Regions from separate parts of the Homo sapiens genome. Here region 2 is linked to region 1. A link is a loop called in an ENCODE intact Hi-C map of the cell type or tissue named here. Cell type or tissue: endothelial cell of umbilical vein. All regions are shown on one strand. Links, peaks and the distances in the headings refer to the core of each region. The heading gives the core; the rest is flanking DNA.

Region 1 (15,535 bases), core at 4,898-9,897:
AATCAATGTCACTCATTATCTTCAGCAGTCATGATCTTGCATTAAGGATATGTTACCTTATCCCAAAAAGCAGTAAAATCCTGCACATGCACCATCTTTTTACCATCTGACGGCAGCTGACGGTTGCGCTGTGATATCTCATCAAGTAGCAAAAAGGTCTAAAGAAAATGGGAAAAACACAGATTGTTTAAATTACAGAAACAAAAGCACAAACAAAAGTCACTGCTTCCATGGAATTTGTAACATAAAACTTTATACAGCCTACAGATCATTTTACCAACCCTATTTAAAGTATCGGTTCACATCAGCATATGATATTTATTTAATAAATAAACATGTAAAGAGTTCATGGCCATGAACTATCTTTGTAATTTTAGGAACTATCTGTGTAATTTTTTTCAACAAGTATACTTGTTCCTAAATAAACCGAAAATACTGCTCTGAGACTGAGTGCATTGACAGCCTGCATAGTTCTACTGTTGTACTTTTGTGTTACTAATGGTGAACACGGGAGTTGGTTGGAAATGATCTGATGAATATTTCATGAATCCTCATCATGTGCCAAGCCCCGCGCTAGATGCTGGCAACATGAAAGTCAAGGCCATTCCCAGCCTTCAGGAAGCAAGTGAGCCCAGAAGGGTAGGCAGGAAACACAGGGCAGAGCCTCTGAAGGCAGCCCTGGCTCTGGCCAGTCACTTAGATTCAACTGGCCTTCTCCTCCCTCGTGCACGTCAAATTGACATACAACTTAATTCACTATCACTTAAGTCAGTGTTCTTTACCAAAATAAGAAAAAAGGTTTCTATCTCTTAAAACATATTTTATAAGCTTCTTTTCACAATCACCTATTATTATTGTTATTATTATTATTTTGAGACAGAGTCTCACTCTGTCACCCAGGCTGGAAAGCATGGCACGATCTCGGTTCGCTGCAGCCTCCGCCTCTCCGGTTCAAGTGATTCTCCAGCCTCAGCCTCCCAAGTAGCTGGGATTACAGGTGTCTGCCACCATGCCTGGCTAATTTTTGTATTTACACTGGAGACAGGGTTTCACCATGTTAGCCAGGCTGGTCTCGAACTGCTGGCCTCAAGCAATCTACCCACCTCGGCCTCCCAAAATGCTGGGTTTACAGGCATAAGCCACCATGCTACACCTACACTTATCTTTTTTCCTTAGTCAATGTCCCCTCCTAGACAGCAGAACGGACCAATCTCTCGCTTATTGCTATTTTCCACACTAGTTAGCAACTACACAATGCAATTTAACTGAATAAAACAAAGTCCTGTTAACCATAACAAACCTAACATAATGATATATGGGAAAACTCCCTTTTGCTCCTCAAATGGTAGGCATAATTCAGTGAGAGAAGCTACAGTGGCTTAGAAACAGAATAAACAACCTAGATCACCCCCACCCCATCCAAAATTTTGTAGATGTGGCAAAAACTGTCAGCTCTCCTCAAAACCTGCTCTAATTTTCTGTGCATTTTTAGCCAACGCACAGCAGCCTTGAACAAGGACCACTCTCTCCAGCCCCCAACACAGTTAGATGTAGCCACATGACTTTAAGTTCAGCCCAACAGAAAGTGACAACGTCCAGGAAACTTCCTATACAGTCTCCAGGCCTTGGAAGCTGCCTGGACAACTTCCCCTCCAAAATCCAGGTGGTGAAACTTAATGGCCAATGTGATGGTATTGAGAGGTATTTAGGCCATGAGGGCTCCTCCCTCATTGCACTCCAGCCTGGGCAATAGTGCAAGACCCTGTCAAAAAAAATAAAAGGAAAGGAGGAAAGGAGGAAAGGAGGAAGGAAGGAAGGAAGGAAGGAAGGAAGGAAGGAAGGAAGGAAGGAAGGAAGGAAGGAAGGAAGGAAGGAAGGAAGGAAGGAAGGAAGGAAGGAAGGAAGGAAGGAAGGAAGGAAGGAAGGAAGGAAGGAAGGAAGGAAGGAAGGAAGAAGGGAGGGAGGGAAGGAAGGAAAGAAAGAAAAAAGACCAGACCCAATTTCACAAGTTTACTGACCGGCAATCATTTGTGATACTGATACAATGTTTTCACTGGTCCCTTCTCCAGCATCCCCCATCACAACCAAACCGTTCCCAAACACCACTCCCTAAGGATCTTCTGAAAACACCTCTGATAATAACCACCATGCTTCAAACTCTTCCATGACCCAGCAGCACTGACAGTCACACTCCCAAAGTAGCCTTTGCCTTGATTCCCTGAGTATTAATCCCACCCTGTCTTTGAGGGCCCACCTCAAAGACTAATCCTGCTGGGAACCAGCTCAGGGTGGCTGCAGCTGGGACCGAAACTGAGTTATGTACAGGGCAGAGATGTGTCCCCCATCCTGCACTTACAAACACACTCACCTGCATGAACACTGCACTGCACACGGGGTCAGCTCTTCACAGATACATGCTACAGTCATAAACAGACTGTATGATCGGCTTAAATTATTCAAACAATCAGCTATGTCAGTTAGCACAGCAACAAGCAAAAGGTTATATATACATCTTCTTAACCTTGTCTAGACAGAATAAAATTCTGATTTTAGCTGAAGTGTACGACCAAGACATCAAATTCAGTATTCTGTATGTGCAGGTCAGAACAGAAGTTCCCCACCTTCAAAATAAAAAACTATGCACACAGTAAACCTATTGAGCACTGGTCAATAAACAACAGATCTGAGTGGAGACAGACATGATAATAGTTTAGTGGTTAAATGAGACTCCACTCAACACATGAACGGCTTGTAAAGATGCTGGAGGGGCTAGCTGGACTTTCTCTAGTCACTCAGGAGGGTGAAAAAGCTGAAATGACATTGCCAATACAGCAATGAGGTGCATCCCCAGAAAGTTCACTTGGGGAAGTATCAGACGGCAGAACTGAAGTCAAAGAGATTGACTTCAGAGTGGACGGTTGGCAAAAACTGAAGCAGCTTTGTGAACAATAAAACCTCAGAGACACATTTTACTGGATGTGGAAGTCATTGAAGACTTTCAGTGCTTTGCTGTTAAGATAAGATCTCTTAAAATCCTATTGGACTTGCTTAATGCCAAGACCATCAATCCTTTCCTTAATAAAAGAAAAACAGACGGAACTTCTTAGACCTAAAAACTTCGCAATAAAACCTTCATTTTCTGTACATGGAAAAAAGGAAATTGAAAAGTATGAGTAAGAAAGACAATAGATTAAAGACTTAAATATAAAACCTCAAACCATAAAAACCCTAGAAGAAAGCCTAGGTAATACCATTCAGGACATAGGCATGGCAAAGACTTCACGACTAAAACACCAAAAACAATGGCAACAAAAGCCAAAATTGACAAATGGGATCTAATTAAACTAAAGAGCTTCTCCACAGCAAAAGAAACTCTCATCAGAGTGAACAGGCAACCTACAGAATGGAAGAAAATTTTTGCAATCTATCCATGTGACAGAGGGCTAACATCCAGAATCTACAAGGAACTTAAACAAATTTACAAGAAAAAAAACAACCCCATCAAAAAGTGAGCGAAGGATATGAACAGACACTTCTCAAAAGAAGACATGTATGCAGCCAACAAACATATGAAAAAAAGCTCATTATCACTGGTCATTAAAGAAATGCAAATCAAAACCACAATGAGATACCATCTCACACCAGTTAGAATGGTGATCATTAAAAAGTCAGGAAACAACAGATGCTGGAGAGGATGTGGAGAAATAGGAACACTTTTACATTGTTGGTGGGAGTGTAAATTAGTTCAACCACTGTGAAAGACAACGTGGCAATTCCTCAAGGAACTAGAACCAGAAATACCATTGGACCCAGCAATCCCATTACTGGGTATATACCCAAAGGATTATAAATCATTCGACTATAAAGACACATGCACACGTATGTTTACTGCAGCACTATTTACAACAGCAAAGACTTGGAACCAACCCAAATGCCCATCAATGACAGACTGGATAAAGAAAATGTGTCATATATACACTGTGGAATACTATGCAGCCATAAAAAAGGATGAGTTCATGTCCTTTACAGGGACATGGATGAAGCTGGAAACCATCATTCTCAGCAAACTAACACAGGAACAGAAAACCAAACCCTGCATGTTCTCACTCATAAGTGAGAGTTGAACAATGAGAACACATGGACACAGGAAGGGGAACATCACACACCAGGGCCTGTCAGAGGGTGAGGGGCAAGGGGAAGGAGAGCATTAGGACAAATACTGAATGCATGTGGGGCTTAAAACCTAGATGATGGGTTGATGGGTGCAGCAAACCACCATGGCACATGTATACCTATGTAACAAACCTTCATGTTCTGCACATGTGTCCCAGAAAAAGTATAATAAAAAAATTAAAATAGAAATATAAAAATATTTTTTAAAAATTTAACAACACAATGTTTTCTAAACTCTATGTGTCTGCCAAGCTCTGGTCTATCTATGGTCAAGACTCACTTAGTTCCGATCAGTATATTGGGCAGAACTATTCCTCCTCTCCTGATGCCATTTTTCACCTTCTCATTGTTCATTAACACATCCACGAGAGGCAAGGAAGAAAGTGAACATTGGATCAATTCATTACACTCATCATTTACAACCTCCATTTTTAGAGAAATAGGAAAGGAGGCGGAACCAGGCAGACCCCATCAGTGGGTCTTGTAGCAAACATCTGCACAGTTCTAAAGCATCCCAGTCTTCAAAGCCAAATTCATCCCCAAATCTGGTCTTCTAGTATTCCATATTTCAGTGAACCCAGGTGATTTTGCAGCCATAAGGACGAAAGTAGCCCTGATCCCTCCTTCTGACTAATCCCTCCTCTTGCCCCACACCCAAATCAGGACATGCTCTCAATGGCTTTCAAATCTATCCAAGGCTGTCTACTTGGTCTGAGTCCAAATCCCATCATCATCTTCCGGGACTGCTTGCTGCATCAGCCTCCTGACGTATCTCCCTGCCTCTACTCTGGGCCCCCAATGCATTCCCCAGGCTGCAGCCAGGGTGAATTGAAAATATGTGGATTTTCTTGAACATTAAGAGCTTTCTCACATAATTACCCCCAGGGAAATGCAGGGCATCAGCCTCCTGGCTGCCCCAAGCCACCTCCCTTCCCAAACCCTTCCCCATCTCTCTCCACTACCACGCACACAATGCTGCAGGCTATTTCTTGAGCCTTCGCAGGAAGCACTACACCTCCACAATGGCATGGGCATCTCTACCAAAGCACCTCATGGCATCTCAGATATTGCCTTCCAAAGACAATGACACATGAGCACTGATTTTAATTACGTGGTTATTTATTAACCCCCACTTGATGATTCCCAGGAGGAAGTTCCCAGCAGGAAGGACTTCTGTGCATTGGCTTACCATTGTATCTAAGCATTTATCACAGTGCCAGCTTAAGCTAGGTGCTCAATTACATTGTAGAGTCAATGACTAAGTGAATGAATAAATTCCAAACTTAACCCCCAAAAGCCTAGCATAGACCAAAACAGGTGTCTGCGTGCTTCCTCTCAAATGATTTTAGTCTTAAGTTATCCTGACGTCGTTTCTATTTGCTACACATATTTTGACCTCATGCGTTTTTTTATCACACAACTAGGGCAAGGTTTCCCAAAGACAGCATATTTTCAGGGACACGAGGACACTTTCTAAAGATATTGATTGGGCTGAGCGCAATGGCTCACGCTGTAATCCCAACACTTTGGGAGGCCGACGCGGGTGGATCACGAGGTCAAGAGACTGAGACTATCCTGGCCAACGTGGTGAAACCCAGTCTCTACTAAAAATACAAAAGTTAGCCGGGTGTGGTGGTGCATGCCTGTAGTCCCAGCTACTCCAAAGGCTGAGGCAGGAGAATCACTTGAACCTGGGAGGCAGAGGTTGCAGTGAGCTGAGATCACGCCACTGCACTCCAGCTTGGTGACAGAGCGAGACGCCGTCTCAAAACAAAACAAAACAAAACAAAAGATATTGGGACCCAGCCAATGCCTGATGAAGCAGAATCTCCAAGGTGTAATAATTTAGTTTTAATCAGTGCATCAGGTAATTCTGATGAACTTGGGGACAAAATTTTAAATGGGTTACAGGAACCATCCAGGTTGAAAAAACACAAAGTTCTAAAGGAAGAAAAAACAAACAAATAAACAAAACAAAACAAAACCTCCAACAATGACTTCAACACCACCATGAAGGAGTTTACCATACGAGCGCCAACGCTTTCTTACCAGTCATGCCTGGCCATTTGTTTCTCCTTTACTGAAAATCACTACTGCTGAACTCTAGGCCCACCCTCCCACCAGAAACTATGTACATGAGGGGAAATTAAGGTTTCCTGCCCAAGTCAAAGATGCATCCTTTATCTGGACACAGAGCACCTTGCCAAAGTTAGCCACTGGAAAATGTAAAATTCCCAGCCGGTCATTTTATTTTACTACATGCATACATCTATCTACAGGAACAGGAATTTCAAGCCTTAGACACAGGTGAGTTGCATTTTGGTGGGAAAAAAATAAAAAATCCTAAGGATTTCTTCCCTAGCTGCATATTGGACCACAATTCCCTGAAAATCGTCTGCAGGATCCCTTTCATGCCACACTCTCTGATGTGTGACATAATTCAGCAGAGAACGACAGTCATCACTTCCCACTAAAATAATGCTCAGTTGTTAGGCATTTTCCAAATCTCATAGATGTAATGAAGCTGGAGGTTGACTTCACTTACACATCTTCTGAGCACCTGCAATCTATACGTAATATAAAGATGAATGAGGCACTGTGTCTGCCTTTTGTAAGTTTAGAGTTTAGGAAGGGAAAGAAATCTATAAACAAATGGCTTCAATAATAAGGGGAAAATGAGGACAAAGTCACGTATGGAGAGCCCAAAAGAAGAGATGAGGATTAAAGAGTGTGTGATGGGCCGGGTGCGGTGGCTTATACCTGTAATCCCAGCACTTTGGGATGCCAAGGCGGGTGGATCACTTGAGGTCAGGAATTCGAGACCTGCCTGGCCAACGTGGTGAAACCTTGCCTCTACTAAAAATACAAAAATTAGCTGGACATGGTGGCTCACGCCTGTAATCCCAACTACTCAGGAGGCTGAGGCAGGAGAATTGCTTGAACCCGGGAAGTAGAGGTTGCAGTGAGCTGAGATCGTGCCACTGCACTCCAGCCTAGCCGACAGAGTGAGACTCATCTCAAAAGAAAAAAAAGACTGTGATGGTGAATTTTATGTGTCAGCTTGGCTAGGCCACAGTCCCCAGATATGTGGTCAAACATGTCTGGGTATCAATGGGAAAGTGTTTTTCAGTTGAGATTAGCATTTAAATCTGTAGACTTTAAAATCCTACATAATGTCAGCGGGGCTCATCCAATCAGTTGAAGGCATTTAAGAGAAAAAAGACCTACAAAGAAAAGGGAATTCTGCCTCAAGACTGTCCTCCTCAGACTCAAGCTGCATCATCAGCTCTTCCCAGGGTCTCTGGCCTGCCAGCTGCCCTGCAGATTGCAGACTTACGTCACCTCCAAGTTGCGTGAGACAATTTTATCAATCAATCTACCAATCTCTCTCTGCATGTACATACACGTGGGCCCTATCAGTTCTGCTTCTCTGGAGAACTCTGACTAATACAGACGGTTTTCTAAATAAGTGAGACAAAATAGGAAATGACCTCCAGACACTAAGTCCAATCCCCTTATTTAAAGACAATAAAACCAAGGCCCAGAGAGTTGGTGAGAACCCAAGGTCTGCGTCCCACCCCGCCATACCACCTGTTGGGGCTGCTCTTTGCCCAATTATTTTTTATGGCTGCCGCATGGAAGTGAGATCTGCATTCAGGTTATGCTGTGCATGTGGGGATAAGAATGTGCACTTTTTTTTTTTTTTTTTTTTTTTGAGATGGAGTCTCCTCTGTCACCCAGGCTGGAGTGCAGTGGTGCAATCTCAGCTCACTGCAACCTCCACCTCCCGGGTTCAAGCAATTCTCGTGCCTTGGCCTCCAGAGTAGCTGGGATTACAGGTGCGTGCCACCATGCCCAGCTGATTTTGTTGTTGTTGTTTTATTTTTTGCAGAGGCGGGGTTTCACCATGCTGGCCAGGCTGGTCTAGAACTCCTGACCTCAAGTGATCCGTCCACCTAGGCCTCCAAAAGTGCTGGGATTACAGACGTGAGCCATCGCGCCTGGCCGCACTTCTGAGACAGATTGACGGCCTGGGCTAAAGCCCCGGATCAGCCTTTTATTAACTGTTAAAACGTGGAGGTGCTATTCACCCTCCTCAGGCTTCAGTTTCTTTATCTGTAATGTGGGAATGATAGGGGAGTTACACAAGTAAAAGGAGTGAGTATTCATAAGGCACTTGGGCCCCTCCTTGTTACCTAGTGGGTACTCACCAGCTATTACCTGTTCATATAAAGCCCCATGGTCTTGATCTTAATCTTCATTTATCTCATAATGGCCAGGAAGACAGACTAATTTTATTAACCAAGTAAGACTGTTTCTATTTCTCCACATGGCCCAAGGAAAGTCCATTTGTTTCACAGCCTGGAAGCCAGTCAGGAGGCTCTTTTTTTTTTTTTTTTTGGAGACAGAGCCTCACTCTGTCACCCAGACTACAGTGCAGTGGCGTAATCTCGGCTCACTGCAACCTCCACTTTTTGGGTTCAAGCAAGCCTGAGCCTCCTGAGGAGCTGGGATTACAGGCGTGTAGCTCAGGAGCTGGGATTACAGGCATGTACCACCATGCCTGACTAATTTTTATATTTTTAGTAGAGACGGGATTTCACCATGTTGGCCAAGCTGGTCTCTAACTCCTGACCTCAAGTGATCCGCTCACCTCGGCCTCCCAAAGTGCTGCGATTATAGCTGTAAGCCACCGCGCCTGGCCAGGAGGGTCTATATTTAATGTCAGACATGGCCCCTCTCTTACAAGAGCAGGTCCACCAAGTCCAAGAGGGTTTGAGATGCACAGAGGGACACACATAACGAGGCAGAGACTCCGATCCAGTCCACTCTGAAAAAAATCCAGCTCCCCAGAGTTAAGGACCCTCACACCCCCCTTGAACAAGGCCTGGTGTTCTGGGAATATTCAACTCGAGTCTGCTTCCTCGCTCGGCCTTCCTCTAGCTTCTAGTGCAGGCTGGGCCACCTTGGGTCTGTATTGGGCCCCAGACTTTTGCTAAGGTTGCTGCTTCTGTCCATCCAGCATTTGGTGCCCATTATGTGTCCATCAATGCTGAGCTGCACCGTACTGGCCTTGCTCGGCAGGAACAAAAGTACCACCAGGCTCCTGAGACCTGGCCGGAGGGCTTAGTAGCATTTGCTTAAATCAAGGACAGAAGGGAGGACACCCCAGCCACACAGAGCAAAAGACCCCAAAGTGGGAACAGAGACGAGTCATGTGCTGGGAAACACACACAGGTAAGCCCTACACCTAGGGTTCAAAAATAGGACTCCACAAGAAACAGAGAACCTTTCAAGGTTTTTGGAATACAACTAGATGAGTAAAAGAATACTGAAGGAAATATCCCACACCAGAGGATACTAAGGCAGCAACATAGGTGATACAGTTTGGCTCTGTGTCCCCACCCGAATCTCAGCTTGAACTGTAATCGCCATAATCCTCACGTGTCAAGGGTGGGACCAGGTGGAGGTAATCGGATCATGGGGGCAGTTTCCCCTGTGCTGTTCTAGTGATAGTGAGTTCTCATGAGATCTGATGGTTTTATACGCGTCTGGCATTTTCCCTGCTTGCACTTCTCCTTCCTGCCACCCTGTGAAGAAAGTGCCTGCTTCCCCTTCCGCCATGACTGTGAGTTTCCTGAGGTCTCCCCAACTATGCTGAACTGTGAGTCAATTAAACCTCTTTCCAATATAAATTGCCCAGTCTCAGGAAGTTCTTTATAGCAATATAAAAACAGATTAATACAACAGGCAACATACCATGGTTAAGAAATCATGGTTCTGAACAGATTCCTAGTTCTAAGATAGGCAAACTCCTTAACCTATTACAGGAGCCAGTTTCATTCTCTGTAAAGTGGGGACACTAATGCTTATCTCCTTCAATTGTGAGGATAACATGAAATAACATGTACAGGCTTCCAAGAGCCCTGGTCCACGGTACACACACCAACACCTGCAATCACGGTGAGGGGCAGCAACAGCAGTCAGAGAATTACAGCAGCACAATACACATGTGGCCCTTCCGTCTGAAAAAGGTGTCCTGCACACTCAGAAAGATACTCTGGTCAAAGTATACTCCTAAGTTCTTTCTTTCAAGATGCAAAAGCTACATGAAAAAAGTGTTACTGACCTGCATGGACCATCCCTTCACAGTGTTACCTGAAGCTGTTGTCAGAAAGAATGGGGATAAGAAATGACCCTGTATGGTCTGTTTTATAGGTAATATTTTTTATGAAATACAAACTTGCTAATCAGTAGTGGGAGTCTGCCTATGAATAGCCACTATGCTCCAGCCTGGGTAACACAGCAAGATCTCATCTTTAAAAAACAAACTTCATCATAAAAAAGAATCTTAGCTTTTATGACAACACCCACCCCATTCTCTCCCCTACCAAAAAAATAAAAATAAAAAAATAATCACAGCCAGTGTCAGCTAAGTTCACTCGAGTCTGTCCTTGGGCATCCATCTCTATTAAGAACCAGGAATAAAACAAAGCAGATTTTTGAAAAGCTTAGACAGTCAAGTTCTTGCCAAGCCCTCTCACAAAGCCAATTTATTTTAATTTTCAACTTATTCATAAACACACAAATACTTGAGCATACATTATGTGCCAGGACCTTACCTTGGTGATATAAATTATTTGCCCCTGGCAATTGAGTGACAGCGACTTAGGAAAAGGTGATGGTGTGTAAAGTGGATGCTATGGTTTGAATGGGCATGCCTGTTCTAAATTCACAGGTTGGAAGTTCACCCCAGCATCAGTGTTAAGAGGTGGGGCCTCTAAGAGGTGATCAGGTCGCTACGGCAGAGCCCTCCTGAAGGGGATTAGTGTCCTTACAGAAGGCTGGAGAGAACTAACCAGGCCCATTTTGTCCTTCTGTTTCCTCCACGATGGGAGGACACAGAGGTCCATCTGGGAAGCAGAGAGTGGTCCTTGTTACAGTCGTACAAATGGAGCAAGGCAGTAGAAATCAACCAATTGGAAATAAAGAAGTCTGGCAGAGATAGGTTCATCAACAGTAAGAAAAAAGTGAAAAGCGGACAGGAAAGAAATGGCAGAGGTCCTAAAGGCATGCACAGAAATTAACAAGGAAAACATCTACAGAGGAAAGAACTTATTTTCAAACAGGGATAGCTAAGTGAAGTTGAGGCCATTCTTCCTGACCAAGAAGCAGAGACCCCCAGCAAGCTCTTTCCTTCCAGCCCACAGAAGAATCATACTCAACTCATACTCACTACTTTCTCATTGGTGTTAACATAAGAGATGAAATCTATTTGCTTTTCCTGCTTTTAGACAGCTTAGACATTTTAATCACCCCTGCAGTTACCACCTGTACATCAAAAGCCCTGTGCCACTGCTGTTTATGTTGCTGCCAACAAATGAATCACAATGCTTGCATTGTCTTTACCGCGCTCTATCTAAGATAGGGAAGTACACACAACATTCTGGAATGGCGGCACGTTTTGGTTATGAGAGAGTTAAATGTCATTACACTGGAACATAGTGATGCTAAATAAAAGGAGACATCATTCTACTTCAAATGCACCTACAACTTTAAAATGGCATCTGACACCAACCTGGATTCTTCGGATGCTGACGATTGCCTCTGACACCCTCTCAATGGCTGAGGGGAAGAAGAGGGTAACCGTCAGCCGCACAGCCCCATACAGCGTCACTGCCACGAACACGCGGCTGGCTGTGATCACACTGCCGAGGAGCACGTAGGTGGTGAAGGTCACAAACACGATGATTTTGCTTGCACTGAAAAATGAAGCCAAATTCATCCCTCTGAGGCAGGAACTTCTCAGAATCTTGGAAATCTCCTTCCTGAAAGAGAGTACAGGTTTTTAAAAAAGCAGTGATGTCAACCAGATAAAGTGGCTCACGCCTGCAATCTCAGCACTTTGGGAGCTGAGGTGGATGAATTGTTTGAACCCAGGAGTTTGAGACCATCCTGGGCAACAACAACAAAAAAGTGCAAAGGTGAGAGGTGGCCAGGAACTACCCAAGAAATCATAAGAAGTATCATGTGCTGGAATGCAACAACTAATCAAATATTTAATCCAAAAGCCAAAAAAAAAATACATATTTTGTTTTTTGAGACAGAGTTTCACTCTTGTCGCCCAGGCAATGGTGCGATCTCAGCTCACTGCAACCTCCGCCTCCTGGTTCAAGCGATTCTCCTGCCTCAGCCTCTCAAGTAGCTAGGATTACAGGCATGTGCCACCACGCCCAGCAAATGTTTGTATTTTTAGTAGAGACAGGGTTTCACCATGTTGGCCAGGCTGGTCTCAAACTCCTGACCTCAGGTGATCCACCCGCCTCAGCCTCCCAAAGTTCTTGGATTACAGGCATGAGCCACTGCGCCCAGCCCCCTCCAAAATTTCTAATAAAACAAAGCACAACTAACAGTATTTCCATGCCTGTTTGGAATGAAAAATACTGATTCATATAGTTTGGTCCAATATAGATATGCCCAGTCTCTATAACTTGTCCATTTGGCTACATTAATATAAATTATAGTTTTATTTTAAACACCATTATTCTCAAATACTAACATCTTAGACTCATTGTTGGGATTTGGGATATTCAGAAACATTTGGAATTTCACTTTTGTATTAGTAAGAAGCATACATGCTTTCTGTTTAAGAACATGGTAAATGGAAGACCAAGTGAAAATAACGTTCTCTACCATTCTACTTAACCCAACTGCCAAGCGTGGGGACTGGGATGGATTGTACTGAACTTCCCATAATGTGAAAACATAGTAAAACTTCTAAAACCATCAACAAGAATAGCAAATAGAAAAATACAAAAATATGGTACAATGTATACAAAAACTTACTTTCTCAAATTGGTAATAAGATTTGAAAATGACTTTTCCCAGGCGTACATTTTTATTATCCTTATACCAGTTATAACTTCATTCATGGTCCTGATCCTGGCATCCGTGAAAGTTGCAGTTTTACTCCTAAGGGGAACCAGACACGGGAGATGAGCCTGAGCGATCACAGCCTGCCCTTATCAGCGGCAGGCACAGGCAGGGACCTGCATCACATGGTTCCCTACAGCGCTTTTGCTTCCGACAACACAGACAGGTCCTACTCAAAATACAAATAGAAAAAGACTTCGATTAGGAAGTCAACAATCTATACCAACTCAACAAGTATTTTGGAGAATTTGTAATATCTGCTGAGGAAGACATGAAAATGAGTCAGATGTCATCTGTCCCCTCGAGGAGCTCACAGGTGGGCAGGAAAGGCAGAAAGGCACCCGAGCCTGACGATAACACAGTGGTCAGAGAGTGCTAAAATGGGAATGAAGTGCTGGGGAGCAGAAAAGAAAGGGCTGTTTGTTAACTCCACCGGGAAAGAGGAGAGCAAAAAAAAAAAAAAAAGCTTCAGAGGACCAGGAGCATTTGAACGGGGCCTCAAAGGACAAGGACTATTTCTCCAGATGGCAAAGAGGGGAAGGTCCAAGTAGAAAATACACCATAAGCAAAAGCATAAAACAAAGAACTCAATGCACTTCCAACAGTGGCTCATCTCGATCCAGCTGACAACCTTGACAATGAACCATTTCCAATTCGTTGGAACCTGCTTCAAGTCTAATTTATTTTATCATCATTAATCTCTTGATCAAAAGCTGTATTTCTTTTTTTTTTTTTTTTTTTTTTTTTTTTTTGAGACAGAGTCTCACTCTGTCACCCAGGCTGGAGTGCAGTGGCATAATATCGGCTCACTGCAACCTCTGCCTCCTGGATTCAAGTGATTCTCGTGCCTGAGCCTCCCAAGTAGCTGGGATTACAGGCGTGTACCACCATGCCCAGCTAATTTTTTAAATTTAGTAGAGACGGAGTTTTGTCATGTTGGCCAGGCAGGTCTCAAACTCCTGGCCTCAAGTGATCCACCTGCCTTGGCCTCCCAAAGTGTTGGGATTACAGGCTTCAGCCACCACGACCAGCTAACAACCATATTCCTAACACATATGCTACTAGGACTGTGTGATTTTATAACTACATCATTAAAATTCACCTTGCCTTTGGGGAGCTTACAATTTAATGGAAATACTGAATTAAAAATAACACACATATATACACGTGAAAACAGCTCTAACACAAGCACGGTAAAGATGTATGCAGCTAGAATGGAGCCTATGAAACATTTCAATTTATCATTATTCATTATATGTTTAACTAACTTCTACATATGTGATTTCTGCTTAAGGACACTCTACTTATTGAGGCCACAGCGCCTGAAAAGCTGGCTGGGAGGAGCCAGTGAATGCCTTCACCTTTCTCCCTTGAAGATTTGCCTTCAGCATAAGGACAGAGGCCCCCTTGGCTGAGCCTGAAGAGCTGCAACATATGCAAGGAAGAGATAATAAAAGGCATTTAGTTTGTTTCTGAACAAAAGCATTGGGAAGACTGTGGATGTTACCAAATACATATGACATTTTTCACAGCAGTATTTCTCTTACCTCAGTGATGAGAACAACTTCCCAAAACAGCTTTGCAAGGGCAGGAGAATGATTAGAACTGCCATCCCAGCAAGGCACGATATTCCTATCTCCATCCAGAGTAGGGCAGTCACTGCAATCGCCTGCAGTGGTCCTGCCCACAGGAAGTGTAAGAACACTGTCACCTTTAAAGAAAAAGACAGAGCGTTCTTAGGACTCCAGAAAAGCAAAACCAGTAAGAACACAGTACAGAAACGATCCACTGGAAAAGAACAGGCAAGATCCTAAACAGAAATGGCCACAGTGGGTTTACACCTGCTAAAGCAGAAAGCCAAGCACCCACCACAGGTGAAGCCATTCTGGGGAAACAAAGAGTGGGTCTGGGAGACTCGCAAGAGAATCCGACCAGCGGCATTAGAAGAATGTCTTGATCGTGACTATCTTCACTGATGAGCTGAGCATTTTCCAGAACTCTCTGCCACAGAATTCAGCTCCCATATGCCCTGGGGCTCCCCAGTACCCCAAGAAAACCTGTACTACAGTGCCCACCACATACTCCAGTAATTTACTTGTGTGTTTGTCTCCCAGACAGGCAGTGAGCTTCTTCAGAACAGAAACCAAGTCTTATTCATTGTCCCTGACACTGAGCGGAGGCTTTAGTTCATTCTGATGAATGAATAATTGGAAAAAAGAAGTGGTCCTAGTGCAAAATGAATATGGCCAGCAGCTAGAATGCCCTGGAAAAATGATACCGCTACAAGGTAAGTATTAAACAATGGATACTGGGCGGGTATGGTGTTCACACCTGTAATCCCAGCACTTTGGGAGGCCAAGGTAGCGAGAATCGCTTGAGGCCAGAATCTTGAGACCAGCCTGCGCAACAAGGCGTGATCCCTTCTCTA
Region 2 (15,535 bases), core at 4,435-9,434, 50 kb after region 1:
CCCCTTCCCACATGCCCACCAGCAGTAAAGATTACCATGCTCCTTGCACCAGAGTGGGGCCTGTCCTCAAGTCTCAGGAGAAATTCACGCTTCTACAGCCTCTACTTCTGTGCCTGCTTCTCCCAAAAGCTTACCCAAATCTCACTGTAGTCCAGTCACCATCTGTGGGTTAGAGACCCCACCCCAAGTGGCTGGCAGCCCATGACAGCATGGACAGCCCTGAGCATGACAAGCTCAGTTCCTTCTAAATCATCCTGTTTTCAATTTCATAAGCAGCTGGTGACAAAGGGAAACTAGAGAAATGGAAGTAGCTGAGGGAGGCATGCCTCGAAACCTATGTGAGGCCATTGATTCCCACTACACCTAACCAGACACCTGGCATGAGCCTTAGACACTTACAGAGGCTCCATGGCTACCAGACAACTTCTCTGAGGTTGCACAGCCAAACTGGGCCAGGAAATCCTGCACACACTGGCCACATTGACACCGACTTGTCATTCTATTTCTTTCCAACTGAAACTGATCGGGGCCATGTGGAAACACTATCGCTGGGACACCCCAGCACAGGTTGAAGAGGGGCTGGGAGAACCTGAGGGGCTCCTAGCCCTCTTCCACCCTCAAGTCAGTTCCACCGGTTATTCTGCATGTCCACCCCATCTGCCACAAAGCCACAGTAGCATGCAGGCAGGGCGGGTACCCTCTCAAAGGTGGCATTCACCATCTGGCACCCTGGCCAAAACACCTTTGTCACCAATGAGACCATTCATCTCCCAGGACCGTCCAGTCCCCTGTTGTCTGACAGATTCCTCTGGTGTAGGGCAGAGCTCACCTACCTGCCTCCCACTGCCCACCGTGCCCTCCACAACAAAAAGCATGTTCAACAGGAGCAAACCCCCCCACATACAAACCAACCCCCTCCCCCCACCCACCTCATTCCCAACAAAATGCACCGTGACAACTCCCCATCCTGCATTTAAAGCCACCCTTTTGTAACAACAGCAACATCCACCCCTCTAACTTTAATGGACCACTGACATCCCTAAGGTAGCACAGAGGACACAAGTCACCCAGCAGGACCCTCTGCATCTCCTCTAGCAGGCCAAAGACCAGAACGGACAAGCTACCTGGCAGTGTGCCTAGGCAGAACACTGTCTTTCTGCAGATCTCAAGAGAGGCCCTTCGGGGTAACAGAGGTTATTGCCCTTCTGGCTGTCTTTGATTTTTCATGGAATGTCCATTTATACATTCTCTGCAGGGCCAGGCACCAAGACTCTACCTTCCAACCAGCAATCCACTCCGACAACAAGGAAGACACACCGGATGGGTGTGATGAATCCCCTTGGGTGCACAGTCCTCGGACCTTCTTCCCAGAGGGGATTTTGGCTCCCAGCACCTGGGCCCACTGGGAGGGGGTAGCTCTTGGGTGCTTCAGCCAGCTCCAGCCTCTGGGGCACCACCGCCAGCCCAGGTGCAAGGCCCTCAGCTCTGTTTCCCCGAGAGGGGAGAGGTGACAATACCTCTCCAGAAGAGCAATTATCAGATTTGGCTTGGTGAACAATTATTTGTTGAGCACCTGTAAAATGTCTTACATTATTCTGGGCTCCGATCCAAAATCACTTCCTCTAAACCACAGGGCACGCACTCCTCAAGGCTGTAGGATCCTCTTTTGACCAGGAGTGACTCTTAGCATTTAAAACATTTACCGAGCACCAACATTGTCCTACCATAGAATAAAATACTCTTCTTCCATGACACTGCATTTTAATTGGTTACAAGAAAAACAATAATGACCTTGAACTTCAGTCACTTAAGTATTCACCTGGATAAATACGCTCACTGAACTAACTACCTAATACTTCCTAGACATGTTTAATCCTTAGACCTTAAAATACCTTCAAACCCCATCTGGCCACTTCTCCCTTCTGTTCCCCCATCCATTACAGCACCAGTCAATGGCGAGCACATTTACTCTATGTGTCCTGAAAAACAATTCATGGTATGTAAAAGCTTTTACCTCAATTAACGTAAAAATTCCCAAAACTAAATAAGATTTCCAGTAACACTTTATGATTGCTCTTGTTAAAGAAGGCTTCTGTGCGTCATTCTCAGCTCTTAAAACTTCTTTATCCCAGAACCTACAATGAGGAAAAAGCTTCGTAAATAAGAGTGAACCCTGCCACAATATAAAACAGGGGAGATGGCAGAGTGACAGGTATGCATTTAAGACAGGGCATTTTGTGACGATTTCATAAATGCTACTAATTGCTCCCAGGGCTCCTGAAGGTTATGTGTGGTACAGAATCTGGAGCATCAGAAAAACAGGCCTTGAGGGGAAGTCTGGGGAAACAAGTTACTGCCAAGCTTTACTGGATTGAAGCCCCATCAGTAGCACAGATAAGCCAGACAACCTCCTCCAACCACAACACTTCCACCTAGAGGGACAGACCTCAGGCATCTCGGGCCTTTGGTGCTGGCTCCCCTGACCTCTACGGAGGCACAGGCAACAGGAGTTTCCCCCAGGCCACCATGGTAGGCTGAGCCTAGGGGCAGCCTGAGGAAGGTGACACATATTCACCTTAAGGGTAAACGGAGGCTCCAGACAGGACCCAGGAAGGCAAAACCCACTCCCCACACACAGACACCCACGCTTCCTTAATGCCCACTTTACTGCCTCCGACTTACCCTTGCAACTCCTCTCCAAGGTGCTGTGAGCGGTCTTCTGGCAGCACTGAATACATATCATCTTCCTCTAATCTCCGTTTATGGCCAATTTTAAACAAGGGATTGAGCCACCTGTTAACAAGAGAAAAGAGACATATATCCAGAATTACACATCCGTGTTTAAGTAGACTCCTACCTCCATGGGTTTTGCTTAAACTTACCTTTAAAATACATACAGCTATATATAGACAGACAGATATGAATATATAGAGCTAGAGAGAGAAAAGTTAACATGTGCACACACACACACACACACACAGTCCCTAGCTCTATCCACAGACAGGCCCCAGAAGCAATGACACACCAGTAGCTGAGAGCATGCTGGTGCCCAGATCTTGGTTTCCAAAACCATTATTATCTAAAAGGAACCAGAGCTTCCTGAAGAAATAGCTGATTCAAAGGCTGGGGCAGAAAAAGATGGCCCATGAGATACCATACGATAAGGAAACATTCAAGGAATCAAGAGGATGGGCCCAAAGAACAGAGGACCCAGCTTGACGGGGTCCCACTAGACAAGTCTGTGATAATGGAAGCATCCAAATAAATCATGACAGCAATGAATTCTAACCCACTGAATAACAAAAGAATCCACGAATCCTTACTGAGACATAAATGGGGTAAGAAGGAAAAACTCTCAGATAAAGAATGATGAGGTTAGAAAACATTTTCAATGGGAGCTAAAACCAGTCAGTGAAGGTTTGATGGGACATTTACATAATCCAAAATTATCTAGGTACAAATTATTTATTAGTTACGAAAGGACAAAATAGTAATCTTGCAGAGGACAGAAAGAACTTATTCAAATATTTTGAGATTCTTTTTACTAAAAAAAAAGAAAAATCAAAATGGTCATCCATTAGGAATCACTTAAATGATATTAACATTATTAATCATTAAATGATAATAATTAACATCATTAATCATTAAATGATAATAATTAACATGCACCAGGCATAGTGGCTCACACCTGTAACTCCAGAGCTTTGGGAGGCTGAGGAGGGAGAATGGCTTGAGCCCAGGAGTTTGAGACCAGCCTACACAACATAGTGAGATGCCCACTTCTACTAAAAACTTATAAAGAAAAAGGCTGGGCAGTGGCTCATGCCTGTAACCCCAGCACTTTAGGTGGCTGAGGTAGGCGGATCACTTGAGGCCAGAAGCTCGAGACCAGCCCGGCAAAACCCCATCTCTAGTAAGAAAATATAAAAATTAGCGAGGTGTGATGACACATGCCTGTAATCCCAGCTACTCGGGAAGCTGCGGCACAAGAATCACTTGAGCCTGGGAGGCAGAGGTTGCAGTGAGCTGAGATCGATGCCACTGCACTCCAGTCTGGGCAACAGAGTGAGACTATCTCAAAACAATAAAAAATATAAATAATAATTAAAATTTAGCCAGATGTACTGGTGTAAGCCTGTGATCCCAGCTATTCCAGAGGCTGAGGTGGGAGGATGGACTGAGCTCAGGAGGTCAAGGCTGCAGTGAGCTGTGATCGCCACTGCACACCAGCCTGAGCAGAACAGCAAGGCTTTGTCTAAAAAAAAAAAAAAGAAGAAGAAACATATTTGTGCCCTATAAGGAAACCTCTAATAACTTTGATAGATGCAATTACTCAATTACACAAACTTCTTTCATCTTGGCTGTCTTATCTGGCCATGTGTCACCTTTAATAGGCATGTTTTATTTTAACATGGGGATTGTCTAATCTAGGAAGCCCTTCCCATGGGGAACCCACTGCCTGGTGGCTTCTGCCTGCAGTGAAATGGTGGGCTTTCAATGCCCCGTAAGATTGGAGCACACACTGCAGGGGTATCCAAGTTATGTTCAGGATTCCGGAAACCTCCTGCTGATCCAAACTAGCAATTCTAATTAACCCAATGGCAAGAAGAACTCATCAACTCACCTCTTTCTCCTCACCTCCTCCAAAATGTGTCCAGAAGACTGTAACCTAACCAGTCCAGCTTCAACTTAGGTGGGTTTCCCAGACATGCCTGAGATGACCTCTGCATGCCCGAGACCTCCCTTCCAGCAGAACCTCATACAGTATATTTCAGCAAGGACTTCTAAGTAAAATTCACTGGTGTCTTTTTGGACTAAAGAGGTTTTTTTAATCAGGGAATAAAACTGGCTCCAGGAAGTTAAAAAATTAAGGAAAGTGAGAATGGTAACTCTGTTCCACAGGCTGAACAGTTAACTGCATAACATTTAGAAATATTAACAAGGAGGGATGCCACTGTTGAGTTAAAGTATCTGCAATCAGAAGAGACCCAAAGCTTCTATTAGAGGATGACACAAATCAGTAAGGACTTAACAAGGACCCTCCTACTCTCTCTCATTGCCCAGATCTCAAAAAGCTGGGCTGAAAAGATGTGGGTACCAGCAAGAGCTAAAGGCTTTTGCCTGATGACAAAAGTCAACTTTGACAAGAGACTAAATTATCTTTGACCATCTATGTAAGGACTTTATACATGGAAATCTAAGTCAGTTGGCTCCTTAATACCAATGTGTCCCTGAGGGGGTCTAGTCAACAATTCCAGACCACTGCCAAATGAGCCATTCCTCCACCCAGTTCTGCCCCAGTAGCCCTTCTCTCCTCAGACTTAGTCTCTTCTCCCCCTTATCTCCCACAATACTTAGTACAGCAGCATCGCTTCCCTCCTAACTGTCCTACTAGGAGTACAATGCTTTCAGGGCAATGACTACTGCCATATTATTTGGAATCCCCATTATGCCTGGTATGTGATAGATACTCAATAAACAGTTATGGAAAGAATGAATGATTGTATTATTGAATAAGACAGATGGGTAGAGTACCTTGAGCAATGATCTAGGGTAAAATTCAATACAAACTCAATATAGCATAGTCGTGCTCAATGCCCAACACAGGAAGCCATCAGCTTCAGCAATACAGAGACATTCTCCACCCCAGGATCACAACCCCCAGCATCATTTCCAGCAAGCAGGAGTCTTAGACAAGGGTTAGTAGAGAGTTTTGTTATTTATTGTTGGTGGTGGTGGCATTTAGTTTTTGTTGTTTTTTCCCCCAAGGATTTGAGAAGTTCTGAATACTGGTTTCTTTTTTTTTTTTTTTTTTTTTTTTTGAGATGGAGTCTCACTCTGTTGCCCAGGCTGGATGGAGTACAGTGGAGCGATCAGAGCTCACTCAGATCCGATCAGAGCTCAGCAGTCTCAAACTTCTGAATTCAAGCAATCCTCCCACCTCTACCTCCCAAGTAGCTAGGAGTACAGGCACATGCCACTGTGCCTGGCTAATATTTTTATTTTTGATAGAGACCAGGTCTCTCTATGTTGCCCAGGCTGGTATCGAACTCCTGGGCTCAAGTGATCCTCCCACTTTGGCCTCCCAAAATTCTGGGATTACAGGCATGAGCCACCAAGCTTGGCCAATAGTGGTTTCTTAATGTGGTATAAGAGGGAAAACACAGGTCCCAGCTCCCTGTCTCTGTGACCCTGACCTGAGTCTTCAGTTTCTATGAGCTTCATGTTCCCCATAGCCACAAGTAAAGGAGGAAATAAAAGCTAACTTATCTTTGGTAAATCCCCTCACTTTCTCTTTCCCTCTCTCCTTTTGTCCCCTTTCAGCTCTCTTTTAGCCCTCTCTGCCTCCTTAAAGGCCCTTTCTATTTCTCTTCTCCTCCTCTTTCCTGACCTTTCTGTAACAACTGGCCATGATGGAACTAAAATAATTATTTCATTACTTGATACTCATTGAATCAAGATTGTTCTCTCTTTAATGGACAAGTTCAAAATTTTATATTCTTCAGAAGCCAAGCCTAATAAAACCTTTTTCAATGGATTATGCATTTGCATAACCCTAAAATTATAGTCTATCAAAGAAGAAAAGTTTCCCCCAACTTTATTAGAAATAAACAATACTAAAAGAAGAGACTAGGGAGGGAAGGTCCTCTCTGCTGTATACCTCCTGAACTTAGGCCTGGAATCACGGGATCCAGGAGGTAAGCGAGAAGGCAGGTTTGTGCTCAGACCTGCAGACAGCAAAGCTGTGAGCTAAGCTGAGAGTTTAGAGAACAAGGAAGGCTAAGGGCAGGTTGAATGAAATCCCCTGTGGCAGGCTACTGAAGGAGTTCACTTGTGTCTCTCGATGCTATACAGTCATCCCCCCATATCCACAGTTTCGCTTTCCACAGGTTGAGTTACCCACAGTTGACTGAAAAGATTAAATGGGAAATTCCAGAAATAATTCCTATGGCTTAAATTGCATACTATTCTGAGTAGCATGATGAAATCTCCCACAAACCCACCCAGGATGGGAATCCTCCCTCTGTCCAGCATTTCCATGCTACAGACGTCACCCACCTTTAGTCATTTAGTAGCCACCCTGGGCGCTCAGATCTATTGTCATGGCATCACAATACTGGTGTTCAAGTCACCCTTATTTTACTTAATAATGGCCCCCAAAGAGCAAGTACAAGGATGCTAGCCATTTGGATATGCCAAGGAGAAGCCACAAAGGCCTTCCTTTATGTGAAAAGGTTAAGGTTCTCAAGCCAATAAGAAAAGGAAAAAAAAATTGTATGCTGAGGTTGCTGAGATCTGGTTTAAGAGTGAACCTTCTATCAACGAAATGGTGAAGAGTATATTGTTGTAATTATTCTATTTTATTATCATTGTTAATCTCTTACTGTGCTCAATTTATAATATTAAACTTTACCATAGATATGTGTAAGTAGGGCCAGGTGTGGTGGCTCACACCTGTAATCCTAGCACTTTGGGAGGCCGAGGCAGGTGGATTGCCTGAGGTCAGCAGTTCAAAACCAGACTGGCCAGCATGGTGAAAACCCATCTCTACTAAAATACAAAAATTACCCAGGCGTGGTGGCAGGCACCTGTGATCCCAGCTATTTGGGAGGCTGAGGCAGGAGAATTGCTTGAAACTGGGAGGCAGAAGTTGCAGTGAGCTGAGATCGCACCTTTGCACTCCAGCCTAGGTGACAGAGCGAGACTGTCTCAAAAACAAAACAAACAAACCAACAAAGATATGTGTAAGTAGGAAAAAAAATCAGTAGGGTTCAGCACTATCCACGGCTTTAGGCAGCCACTGAGGTGAGGGTCTTCAATGAGGGTAGTTCCCCTGCCTCCTCGGACTGGGGGGACTACTGTACATCTATAAAGAGAGTGAAATAGATACACAGGACTTTAACTAGATGACCTTTATGTTTCCTTCCATGAACTTTCTCTATTTGGAAGCCACAAAATAGTAAAGGACTAGAATTCTGGTGCCAGGAATTCAACACTTATTTTAAACAGTATCTGCTGTCTGGTGACCACCCTAGACTCTGAACTTCTAATCTTGGTATCTTTAAATCTGAATGCCTTTTATTCCTCATTCAGTTTCCACTGTTCTTCCTCACCTTCCTGTGTTTCTAAGGAAAACACCTGAGAATGCCTCTCCCCTCCCCACGCCTCCACGATAGAAAGGTTAGTGCACGGCCAACCATGACTGCCCCGGGCTTTCTCCAAAACAGCTCCATTGAAGAAATGATGCTGAGTTTCCATTTTGCACACTGACCCTCCCATGGGGCTCACCCTCTGCCTTTACCTACGCTTAAATTTTCTCTGTAGCATCTGTCGCCATTTGAAAGGCTATTGCATTTCACTTTTTTTAAAAATCATGTTTTCCCCCCAGAGCATCTGGGTTTTTCTGTGTTGTTTGCTGCTAAGCCAACAACATGCTGGGCACATAGAAGGCACCTAGATTTGTCACATGAATGAGCACATCCTCCAAAAATCCCCAAATTTGGCCTGGCATGATGGCTCATGCCTGTAATCCCAGCACTTTGGGAGGCCGAGACAGGTGGATTACTTGAGGTCAGGAGTTCGAGACCAGCCTGGCCAGCATGATGAAACCCCGCCTCTACTAAAAATACAAAAATTAGCCGGGCGTGGTGGAGGACACCCGTAATCCCAGCTACTCGGGAGGCTGAGGTAGGAGAATCGCTTAAACCCAGGAGGCAGAGGTTGCAGTGAGCCGAGACTGCACACTGCACTCCAGCCTGGGCGACAGAGCGAGACCCCATCAAAAAAAAAACAACACAGAAACAAAAACAAATTTAATATAAACTCCAAAATCCATCTTCAGAGACAAGTCTCCATATAAACATAATACATGGAAGGTTAAGTGTTCCTTCAAATGTGGGCAATACTCTCATGCAAATTTTTGTATAAAGTGGATTTTTCTCTTTTTTTTGAGACAGGGTCTCACTCTCTTACCCAGGCTGGAGTGCAGTGGCGCAATCATACCTCACTACAGCCTCAACCTCCCAGGCCCAAGCGGTCCTCTCACCTCAACCTCCCAAGTAGCTGGGATAACAAGGCACGTGCTACCATGCCCGGCTATTTTTTTAAGTATATTTTTGTAAAGATAGAGTCTCATTATATTGCCCAGGCTGGTCTCAAACTCCTGGCCTCAAGTAATCCCCCCACCTTGGCCTCCCAAAGTGTTGGGATTATAGGCATGAGCCACTGCGCCTGGCCTAAAGGGGGTTTTATAAACAGAACTGGTAACACTTTACTTTCTACCTGACACTACACACAGAATTTCTCAGAGTATTATATGTTTTTTCTAAATCTAGTCTTAATAAGCTTTCAACCTCTTTATATATATAAAATAGTTTTCTGAAATGATGGTCATAATTTTGCTTAAAAAAAAACACAAAAAACATTGCTAGTGCCTAAGGGCACATACAATACCCCTGACTCATAACCAACTGCTGATTCAACACCTCCTCCTCTTGGGTGTCTGATAAGCATATCAAACTAAATAATGTCCAAACAGAACACCTTTTCATCCCACAAAAAAATCCTGCTCCTCCCAGGCTTCTCCCTCTCAGTTATCAGCCGTCACATCTTTCCCCTTGCCCAGATTTTCCAAAGAAAAGAAAACCTTCAGGTGACTCTGCAGCCCATCCCTTCTTTGTCACTCTTTGATAGGACACATCTAAGCCATCCAAGTCCTATTACTTCAACATGCAAAGTATATCCAGAAACAGTCACATTGACCCTATAAGGCTCACCCTCTGCCCCTGCCCAAGCTTAAATTTTCTACTCAGCACCTGTCAACATTAGAAGGGCTATTATATTTCACTTTTTTGAAATCATGTTTTCCCCTGGAGGCATCTAGGCTCCACAAGGATGGGGTTTTTCTGTGTTGTTTGCTGCTAAGCCACCCACACCTACAACATGCTGGGCACATAGAAGTCACCCAGATTTGTCACGTGAATGAACACATCCTGTAAAAATTACCTATTTTAACATATTTAAACTCCAAAATCCATTACGAGTCCATGATATCAACTTCTCAGTTACAAATATAAATATTAAATAATTTACAGATATAAGTAAGTCTGCAATAGCAAAAGTTTCCTAAAGGCCTGGATTCTGCAAATGGGTTTCAGAAAGAGGGTGCAAGGACACACACCAGTGCAAATGTGCATTTTCTCGTAGGTAAGTGACTGAGTGCTGGGGAGGAAGGAATGGTGTAGCCCACCGCCAGCACACTTCTCGTGTAACACTCCAGCAATTCTGCTCAGACCCCAAAACCTGAATGCCTAAAAGAAAACAAAATCCTTCCAAAGTTCACCAGGGCCTCTGTCCTTACAAAGTTTCCCATGGCCTGGCTCCAAGGGGAGCCCGACACACCTGATTTCTTCAATCTCCTCCCATTCTCTGTAGTCCAAAATAGCCATTCTCCATGCCCTAAAGTTCAACGATCACCAGACACTAAAGTTCAACGATCACCAGACACAGGCATCGCTGGAATGGATCTCGCGTGAGGGTAGAGCACCCACACCACAGGTGTTCTCAACATGGTCCCAACCCAGCTTATCTCGGCCCATGACCAAGTAAATTAAACTCAGGTGGCACCTGTAAAGCTGTGATCTTCTGTTATTTTTCCTCTAACGTTCCTCCCTTCCTAAAACACGCTCAAAGCCCATTTTCTCATCCCTTCCCGCTTCACTCTACTACCTGTTGTTTCTATGTCAACCTAAGCAACAGGCAATGTGGACCCTGTCCACCTCTCTTCCGGGTCCCCCAACCCCCCTCCACACCTGCACTCTGGGTTCAACATGGGTCCTTCCATGCCATAGGCACCTCAGAGATTTCCTACTACGGAGCTTCAAAGCCTTCTCTGGTTCATCCACAGCCTTCTTGTCTCCCTGTTCTCCCACCAGCTAATCCATGCCTTTCACTTCTTCACAGGGCCCTCACTTTATAATCCCATCTTCCCAGCACTTTCCCACACGACAACCAGTACCAAGCATCTACAGCCATTGTGCATGATTAGCCATCTTAGTCTTCTTCCTTAAAAAAAGATGCACTTGGCATATTTGTACACAATTTAGTAACAGAATAAAATGAAGAAATGTGAGTAAGATTTTTTTTTAAGAGACAGGTTCTCACTTTGTCACTCAGGCTGGGGTGCAGCGGCATAATCATAGCTCATTGAAACTCCTGGGCTCAAGCAACCCTCTCGCATAGCTGAGACTGGAGGTGCATGCCATCATGCCCGGCTAAGTGAGTAGGATATTAATTATTTCTGCAGCCCAAGTTATGCGGCTGACTCATAAGGAGATGAAAGCATTGTTCATTGCAACTAGCAAGTGAAGGATCTGACGACTAGCCAGAGATGCCATACTATATAGTCAGCAAGGCCCGTGTGGCCACCTGCTAGATGCAGGGCTCATTGTTGCCAAGATCCTTCTGAGCCCATCAGTGTATGATGTTGACTATCCTCTGAAAATCAGGCCATTGGCCGGGGACTGTGGCTCACGCCTGTAATCCCAACACCTTGGGAGTCTGAGGCAGGAAGATTGCTTGAGCCCAGTAGTTTGACACCAGCCTGGACAACATGGCAAAACCCTGTCTCGACAAAAACATACAAAAAACTGGCCAGGTGTGGTGGCAGGCACCTGTAGTCCCAGCTACTCAGGAGACTGAGGTGGGAGAATCACCTGAGCCTGGGAAGTCAAGGCTGCAGTGAGACGTGATCGTCTCATTGCCCTCCAGCCTGGGTGACAGAGTGAGACCCTGTCTCAAAAAAAAAGAAAAAAGAAAAATCAAAAAAAAAATCTGGACATTAATTAGTGCCTGTTCAAATCAAGCGCTTTCTTCCAAACGATTAAACTTCATCTCTCATAAGAGATGACATAGTTCTCTCTTGCTTCCAAGCTCAAATAAGCACTTGCCAGACTAAGGAATAAGACTCCTTAACAAAGCGAGCATCTGAAGCTACTCATTTAAGTTTGCGCACCAAGAAGCACAGAGAATAATATACAATTGATCCTTGAACAATGCAGGGATTGGGGTGCCAACCCCCTGTGCAACCAAAAAACCACATATTAATTTTTGACTCCCCAAAACCTTAACTAGTAATAGCCTACTGTTGGCTGGAAGCCTTACCAGTAACATAAAGTTGATGAACACATATTTTGTATGCTCTATGTATTATATACTACATTCTCACAATAAAGTAAGCTAGAGAAAGGAAACCGCCATTAAGACAATCATTGTGGAAAATCATTGAGGAGAAGATACACATGGAAGTGGATCATCAAAGGTTTTCATCCTCATCATCTTCACATTGAATAGGCTGAAGAGGAAGAGGAAGATGAGGGATTGGCCTTGCTGTCTCAGAGGTGGAAGAGGCTGAAGAAAATCTGCACGTAGGCCGGGCGCAGCACACGCCTGTAATCCCAGCACTTTGGGAGGCCGAGGCGGGTGGATCACTTGGGGTCAGGAGTTCAAGACCAGCCTGGCCAACAATGGTGAAACCCTGTCTCTATAAAAATACAGAAAAATTAGCCGGACATGGCGGTGCACATCCCAGCTACTCAGGAGGCTGAGACAGGACAATCGCTTGAACCCAGGAGGCAGAGGTTGCAGTGAGCCAAGATCATGCCATTGCACTCCTGCCTGGGCAACAGAGTGAGACTTCATCTCAAAAAAAAAAAGAAAGAAAAAGAAAAAAAAAGAAAATCTGCACATAAGTGGACTCTTGCAGTTCAAACCCTTGTTGTTCAAGGGTCAACTGTGCTTCACTGGGGTCAAAGAATTGCTCTGGAAGCTGAATTACATGCATGTGAACATGTAATTCACACTTCTCAAGGCTAAACAACTGATAGAATTTAGTCAGTTATCTTGATGCTTTCCCAGATTGCTCAAAGTTTATCTGTCCCTGGGAAATAAATATGAGTGTCTTTAATTTAAGACATGTGTCACGTAACTCAGCGCACAGCCATGCCCCACACATAAGCCTCACTTATGTGAGCCCACACATGCCTGCAGGAGCGCCAACATGCCTTTCCAGGTGCATTTGTCCCAACAAGAACCAGATCCCATTTGTCCCAACAAGAACCCTTTCTCTCTACACCTTTGCCTCCATCACTGTGGCCCAAGGCACCATGAATTTTCAGGACCCCAACAGCCTGCTAGCTGGCCTACCCACCTTCACCCTTGGTTTCCCTGTGATCTTTCAATAGAAAAGCCAGAGTGGATTCTTAAAAATATCATGCCATGCTGCTCTCCTGCAGTAGAAAAACAATGAAACTCATGGTGGGGTGCTGTGCTTGACTGGGTCCCCTTCGTTCAGTGTTCCAGCCACCCTGGCCTGATGTGTTTCTGACAGTCTCCCACATTCCCGTTTGTCCCCTTGCGTGCGAGCAAATGCTTTTCCCCATCTTCTCCCATGATTAGATCTTCTCTCCTGCAGGTCTCAATCCCCAGAAAGTCCTACCCTTGTGTACAAAAAACCAAACATACCCTCATTGTCGATCATTTATATCCTCATTCTCACTTTCTTTACCCATTTACTACAATCTATTTGTGTAGATACAAAAAAATGCACTTAATTACTTTGTCACTTTCCCCTCTAGAACAAAAGCTCTCTGAGGGCAGGATTTTTTTATGGTGTTCACTGGGCCAGGGACCAGGCGAGCCACTCAAAACTGCGGGGTGAACGAGTGAGTGACTCTCCACCCAGGCTGAAGAGCAGCAGCAGAGAACACCCACATCTGGGGCCCAGCAACCCTCTTTAAGCGCCTGCAGGAGAAGGGGAATGTGCAGGTCACTTGAGGTCAGTAAATGATTGAACAGATGCTCTAGCCTCACTCAATAAATCATTTATTATTGAAAGAATAGTGCATTGTAAAGTACTTTCAGGTGTGGCAAATTATTAATCATTGGTTAGTTTTCCTTGAAGAGTCTGCCAGCCCTGCCTGCGGGAGGCTGCTGGGCCCGGCCTGGGGGCTACATTGGGGCAGGGTGGAGAAGGAGGTAGGCTGCTCAGAGTCAGGGACTCTGGAGAGCAGGAGCTGGGTGCAGGGAGACACAATGACAGATCTCACAGGAAAACCCACTCTACCTCATTAGAAATGCCTTCCCCCGGCTGGGCATGGTGGCTCACGCCTGTAATCCCGGCACTTTAGGAGGCTGAGGCAGGTGGATCACCTGAGGTCAGGAGTTTGAGACCAGCCTGACGAACATGGAGAAATCCTATCTCTACTAAAAATTTAGCCAGGCGTGGTGGCACATGCCTGTAATCCCAGCTACTCAGGAGGCTGAAGCAGGAGAATCGCTTGAACCAGGGAAGTGGAGGTTGCGGTGAGCTGAGATCACGCCATTGTACTCCAGCCTGGGCAACAAGAGTGAAACTCCGTCTCAAAAAAAAAAAAAAGGAAGAAAAAAAGAAACGCCTTCCCCTAAGGCAAGGTTTCTCAGCCTCAGCACTACTGGCATTTGGAGCTGAAAAACTCTTTGTTGGGGGTGTCGTCCCGTGCACTGTAGGATGGTTAACAGCATCCCTGAACCCCACCCTCAAGAAGCCAACAGCATCCCCATCCCAAGTCCTGACAACTAAAATTATCTGAGGCATTGCCAGGGTGGCAAAATCACATGGATCAGAACCACCGCACTAAAGTTTTTTACAGCCTTTCTGGACAGGCTATAGAATCTTAAATCAAATGTTGACCTCAGACAGAAGTTGCAAGACAATGACAGCAGTCTTTTAGCCACGTTAGCAAATGATATAAACCCATTAGTAAATCCACCGGTTCAATTCCACTCCAAGAGTTCAAGGCATCTATGTTAACAAAGAATTACAGTAAGATGGGACATGTTACATCTGTGTAGTGTGGGGAAAAAAAAAAAAAAAAGATGGGACACATGTGGACACAGGCTATGCACAGACTCTACTTCTGGGCTTTCTAAGGGATCAACATCCCAGCTCACGAGACTCATCTTCTGTACAGCAGAGTTTCTCAAAGTGTGATCTCTGGACCAGCAGCACCAGAATCCCCTGAAGAGTTAGAAATGCAAATTCTCAGGACCCACTCCAGGTCTATGAATCAGGAACTCTGAGAGTGGGGCCCTGCAATCTGTATCTTCTGATGTTCTCCAGGTGATGCGGATGCAGGTTCAGGTTTGAGAACGTGCCATACAGCTTGCTTTGACACACCAAATGGGAAGCACTTGTCTGACATATACGCCAATACTCCCAACCCAACCCTGGCTCATTAGCAAAATCCCTACCTCAGCCTGGGGAGTTTTACTGGGGAGTTTCTTGTTTTGTTTTTCGGTAAACTTCAATATGTTACCCAATTATGCCTGGGGAATTTTAAAACAAAAACCCACAGACACCTAGAACCGCAACCTAAATGACTGAATCAGAACAAGCCAAGATGAAACCCAAGTGGCGGTCCTTAAAAAGCTCCCCTCACCCAGCACATCCTGGTTATCAGCCAGGTCTGGGAACCATCTGTACGGTAGAGAGAAGAAA

The links. Peaks named below come from ENCODE experiments on the same cell type or tissue, not always from the same donor. Only the 100,000 strongest peaks of a DNase experiment are listed, where the experiment ranks them.
Region 2: a loop joins it to region 1, with 2.2 times the contacts of the local background. A loop is called at or near these places in 5 of 110 quality-filtered maps.

What each region holds. Positions count from the first base shown.
Region 1 is chr13:95,194,780-95,210,314 of GRCh38, forward strand. It overlaps ABCC4 (ATP binding cassette subfamily C member 4 (PEL blood group)), which reads right to left. Exons shown (of 31, transcript NM_005845.5): 6 at 14,655-14,818; 7 at 13,021-13,146; 8 at 11,753-12,002; 9 at 57-158. Among named protein-coding and RNA genes, the nearest start is that of SNORD13G, 7.8 kb to the right of the region's middle. RefSeq lists enhancers at 9,144-9,644, 14,609-15,535. In endothelial cell of umbilical vein, for the core only: no CTCF peak of the experiment used is centred there; DNase peaks (open chromatin) are centred at 7,572 and 9,812; H3K27ac peaks cover 2,319 bases.
Region 2 is chr13:95,244,961-95,260,495 of GRCh38, forward strand. It overlaps ABCC4 (ATP binding cassette subfamily C member 4 (PEL blood group)), which reads right to left. Exons shown (of 31, transcript NM_005845.5): 2 at 2,683-2,793; 3 at 2,015-2,135. Among named protein-coding and RNA genes, the nearest start is that of SNORD13G, 42 kb to the left of the region's middle. RefSeq lists an enhancer at 13-92. In endothelial cell of umbilical vein, for the core only: no CTCF peak of the experiment used is centred there; no DNase peak of the experiment used is centred there; H3K27ac peaks cover 513 bases.